Linked DNA regions of Homo sapiens: region 1 is linked to region 2. The links are chromatin loops, found by intact Hi-C in ENCODE. Cell type or tissue: gastrocnemius medialis. All regions are shown on one strand.

Evidence for each region. Hi-C counts contacts between places; a loop is a spot of excess contacts. Peaks named below come from ENCODE experiments on the same cell type or tissue, not always from the same donor. Only the 100,000 strongest peaks of a DNase experiment are listed, where the experiment ranks them.
Region 1: it touches region 2 in a loop (8-fold over the local background); 15 of 110 quality-filtered maps call a loop at or near these places.

Annotation. Positions count from the first base shown.
Region 1 is chr14:35,260,508-35,263,007 of GRCh38, forward strand. All of the region lies in intron 5 of PRORP (protein only RNase P catalytic subunit), which reads left to right. The region is part of intron 5 of PRORP-PSMA6 (PRORP-PSMA6 readthrough); the gene reads left to right. It also overlaps the pseudogene RPL9P3. Among named protein-coding and RNA genes, the nearest start is that of PSMA6, 31 kb to the right of the region's middle. In gastrocnemius medialis, a CTCF peak has its summit at 1,443 (motif pointing right); no DNase peak of the experiment used is centred here.
Region 2 is chr14:35,412,084-35,414,583 of GRCh38, forward strand. No RefSeq gene overlaps it. Among named protein-coding and RNA genes, the nearest start is that of NFKBIA, 8.6 kb to the left of the region's middle. In gastrocnemius medialis, a CTCF peak has its summit at 1,360 (motif pointing left); a DNase peak (open chromatin) is centred at 1,315; H3K4me3 peaks cover 397 bases; H3K27ac peaks cover 2,212 bases.

The sequences.
Region 1 (2,500 bases), 150 kb before region 2:
CTGTTTTACCTAAACAGTACAGTGAAAGTCATGAGACATCTGAGCAGGCCTAAGCTATAGCCACCTAGGTGCCATAGTGAATGTCACAGAATAAGCCGTGCTAGGCACTAAGGCAAACCTAGATAACAGCCATCTAGATTGCATAGCAACAGTCATGTGTAATCCTGAGTTATGCACCTATCACAGTTTGATTAACTGTCTTTGTTCTGCCTCTGTATTCTTGCTTTCGCACCACCATAAGTTTGTTTCAGGCTAGCCCACCCCCTTTTTGAAGGGTATTTAACAGTCAAGTGCTGTCTTTGTTCTTAGCCCAGTTTTTTAGATGTTAAGTCTGCTAGGTCTGAGTGCACTCAATAAAGATCCTCCTGCTTTACCCCGAAGTCTGTCTAGTCCTCCTGATTTCTGCAACAAAGCGATCCATCCAACTTGACCTCCCAAAGTGCTAGGATTACAGGTATGAACTACCACACCCAGCCAACTCTATTTGTTTTATACATACACAGACTCACACACATACACAGCATCATAATCTACTGATGTTATTTTACCAAGTTTTCTGAGTAAGACTGCCTCTTTCCTGGTCTTTGGCTAGAGAGAACAAGCCTTTGTTGGGTTTTTTTGTCTGCACACATTGGCATTTCTAGGTTGACAGCTTCTTCAGCTCCAATTCTGAGATCTATGTGGCAAAAAGAAAACCCAGGGAACTCACCACCATGTCAGTCCTTGTGTACTGAGGTCCCCAGCCAGTTTGCCATTTTTCCCTCTACCTTTCCAAGTCTTCTTATGTTTATTTTATATATAATGTCCAAGGTTTTTAGTTGCACTTAGTGGGAGACATAGGGAGAAGTACATCTACTCCATTTTCCCTCCTGGTTTTACTTTTGATCTAACATAGAATCTTAAGTTGAATTTTCTGTCTTTTTAAAAAAATTATTCCAAGTAGCCAGGCGCGGTGGCTCACGCCTGTAATCCCAGCACTTTGGGAGGCCAAGGCGGGCAGATCACGAGGTCAGGAGTTTGAGACCAGCCCGACCAACATGGCGAAACCCTGTCTCTACTGAAAATACAAAAATTAGCTGGGCGTTGTGGCGGGTGCCTGTAATCACAGCTACTCAGGAGATTGAGGCAGGAGAATCACTTGAACCCAGGAGGCGGAGGTTGCAGTGAGCCAAGATTGTGCCATTGCACTCCAGCCTGGGTAACAGAGCGAGACTCTGTCTCAAAAAAAAAACAAACAAACTATTCCAAGTATACCTATGACACTGATTCAGACCACTGGATCCAGCCTTCGAATTTACCCGAGAGGAAGTGGGTTCATGGCTGGACTGTCATGGAGTTTCAGGCCAGGGCTTTTATGCTGCACACTCATCTTTTTCCCTGTGTCTTTCAATTATTCTCCTTTGTTTTCATTGTTTTCAGAGAGCTGCTTCTAGTAGAGACTTCTCAGCCACAAGATGGTGCCCCAGAATAGTTCAAGATAGGCTTTTCTGCTCTTCTTTGGGCCCCAGTCTTTAATGTACTATTAGTAAACTCAAGGCCATTTATCTGAACCAGGATATAGCTATGAAGACACAACTGTATTATCTTAAGCCATGTTTTCCCAGTTGCCTGAAAACTTAAGCAATCAGTATCAGAAATAGTTTTTGTTTGAATTTTTTTTATAATTTTATTATTATTATTATTATTTAGAGATGGGGTCTTGCTGTGTTGCCCAGGCTGGTCCCGAACTCCTGGCCTCAAGCAGTCCTCCTGCCTCAGCATCCCAAAGTGCTGGGATTACAGGCCTGAGCCACCAGACCCAGCCTATGTCTTTTGAGCTATTTGAATCCATGAATCAAAGTTTACTAGTGTAGATGTTTGCCTTTTATTACTAGCCCAACTTTTAAAATAGCTTATAAGATTATGTTTAAAAATACATAGAATAACTTTCTTTGCCATGTCTACTGAGAGAACGAAGACCATTCTCAGCAACCAGACTGTCAACATTCCAGAAAATGGTGACATTACTCTGAAGGGACACACAGTTACTGTGAAAGGCCCCAGAGGAACCCTGCAGAGGGATTTCAATCACATCAGTGTAGATTCAGTCTTCTTGGAAAGAAAGAAAAGAGGCTCCAGGTTGATAAATGGTGGGGAAACTGAAAGGAACTGGCTGCCGTTCAGACTATTTGTAGTCATGTACAGAACATGATCAAGGGTGTTACACTGGGCTTCCATTACAGGATGAGGTCTGTGTATGCTCACTTCCCCATCAATGTCGTTATCCAGGAGAATGGGTCTCTTGTTGAAATCTGAAATTTCTTGGGTGAAAAATACATCCTCAGGGTTCGGATGAGAACAGGTGTTGCTTGTTCAGTATCTCAAGCCCAGAAAGATGAATTAATCCTTGAAGGTAATGACATTGAGCTTGTTTCCAATTTAGAGGCTTTGATTCAGCAAGCCACGACAGTTAAAAACAAGGATATCAGGAAATTTTTGGATGGTATCTATGTCTCTGAAA
Region 2 (2,500 bases):
TTATTTTGACACAGAGTCTCGCTCTGCTCCCCAGGCTAGAGTGCAGTGGTGTGATCTTGGCTCACTGCAACCTCCGCTTCCTGGGTTCCAGTGATTCTCATGTCTCAGCCTCCCTAGTAACTGGGACTACAGGCGCCTATCACCACGTCTAGCTTATTTTTGTATTATTTGTAGAGATGGGGGGTTTTGCCATGTTGGTCTTGAACTCCTGACCTCAAGTGATCCATCCACCTTGGCCTCCCAAAATCTGGGATTACAGGCGTGAGCCACCGTGCTCAGCCTATTTTTTTCTTTTCTTTTCTTTTTTTTTTTTTTTTTTTTTTTTTTTTTGAGATGTTGTCTCACTCTGTTGCCAAGCTGGAGTGCAGTGGCGTGATCTCGGCTCACTGCCATCTCCGCCTCCCAGGTTCAAGTGGCTCTCCTACTTCAGCCTCCTGAGTAGCTGGGATTACAGGCACGCACCATCATTCCCGGCTAATTTTTGTATTTTTAGTAGGGACAAGGTTTCACAAGGTTGGCCAGGATGGTCTCGATCTCCTGACTTCGTGATCTGCCTGCCTCAGCCTCTCAGAGTGTTGGGATTACAGGTGTGAGCCACGGTTGCTCGGCCTATTTTTAACCACTGAAAGCAAATGAGAAACAGAGTGAGAAGGATCACAAATAGAAGCCATGAGCAGAAAAAAAGGGAGAAATTGGCCTGGAACATTTTTTCTTTGTTACCAGGTGTCAGCTGTCAGAGTCCAGTCCCATGACTGTGACACAATCCATTTGGATAAGCCACTTAGCTTGGCTTAGGAATATTCATCATTTCTTATATCCCAGGGCTGTTCATAGGCTAACGTGTAGTGATTATTTGGCCAAAAACACTGATATTTTCAGAAAGTGAAGCAGATTAATGCATCACCAAATCTTTAAATGCTAATATTTGAAAATTGGGCCAGTTTGGAGGAGTGTGAGAAAAGAGGGAATGGGGTGCCCCTGTACTCATTGATTGAAACTCAAGAAGCTAGGTGGAAATGGGTGAGGTTGACAGCACAGGTATGGGTTTTGCTAGAAATCTAAATGAACATCATGAATAGAGAGTAGGGAAGCACACAGATAACCCAGTCTCGATGTTGGCTCTTCCGCCTTTAGGGATCAGGTTCATCTCCAGGTTGCCAGGGCATCAGGAAAGCACCTCGCTGGATTTCAGGGCAGGAGGAGGGGAGTCACAGGGTAAAGGGAAGAGGCTACACACAGAGCAGGAGCAGGGGCTATGGGAGTTAGGGAGGGAGCCGAGGGGGAATTTTCCCTTCACAAATGGCAGGGCAGAACACCAACATGAGGAACACAGTATATGCATGGTGCTGTCTGCAGTGACATCTTCTGGCCATTTGTGGAAGAAGTTTTCTCTGAGGCATCACCGATTCTTGAGAAGAGGAATTTAGGAATGTTGAGTTGAGGAGGTACACCGAGACTGGATATGAAGTTGTGATTGTGGTACATCACTTAACACAGTCCCAAAGGAAAGACCCCCACTTTATCTGTGAGTGTTAGTTTTCCTTCAGTGCCTGTTGCCAGTCAGCTCAGTGCATCCTGCTATTGACACGATACCCGGACCATCCTCTTCCTTCCATCTTCACTGTCCCCACGGTAGTGCGGGCTGAGTTGTACCATGGTAGCTTCTTGGTACTTTTTGTTATTGTTGTTGTTTTGAGATGGAGTCTTGCTCTGTTGCCCAGGCTGGAGTGCAATGGTGTGATCTCGGCTCACTGCAACCTCTGCCTCCCAGGTTCAAGTGATTCTCCTGCCTCAGCCTCACCAGTAGCTGGGATTACAGGCACCTGCCACCACACTCAGCTAATTTTTGTATTTTTAGTAGAGACGCAGTTTCACCATGTTGGCCAGACTGGTCTCGAACTCCTGAACTCAGGCAACCCACCCTCCTTGGCCTCCCAAAGTGCTGGGATTACAGGCGCAAGCCTGGCAAAAATGAATTATTTTTAAAGTTGAAACAGAATACCTTCCTGTGATTAAAAAAAACCAAGCAGTCTAAAAATATTACAATTATACAATTAAATCTCTCTTTTGTTTCTTTTTCTTTTTTTTTTTTTTTTTGACTTGTTGCCCAGGCTGGAGTGCAATGGCGCGATCTCGGCTCACTGCAACCTCCGCCTCCTGGGTTCAAGCAATTCTCCTGCTTCAGCCTCCCAAGTAGCTGGGATTACAGGCATGTGCCACCACGCCTGGCTAATTTTTGTATTTTTAGTAGAGACGGGGTTTTACCATGTTGGTCAGCCTGGTCTCAAGCTCCTGACCTCAGGTGATCCACTCACCTCGGCCTCCCAAAGTGCTGGAATTACAGGCATGAGCCACCGTGCCCAGCCTAAATCTCTTTTCACTGAGGCTTCTAATATGCATTTTCATTATATCATTTCCTGTAACAGAGCCTCTGTTGACCTTCCATGGGCTGCAGGAAACGGTCTGAATTCCTCAGCTGCATTTAAAGTCCTCCAGAGTC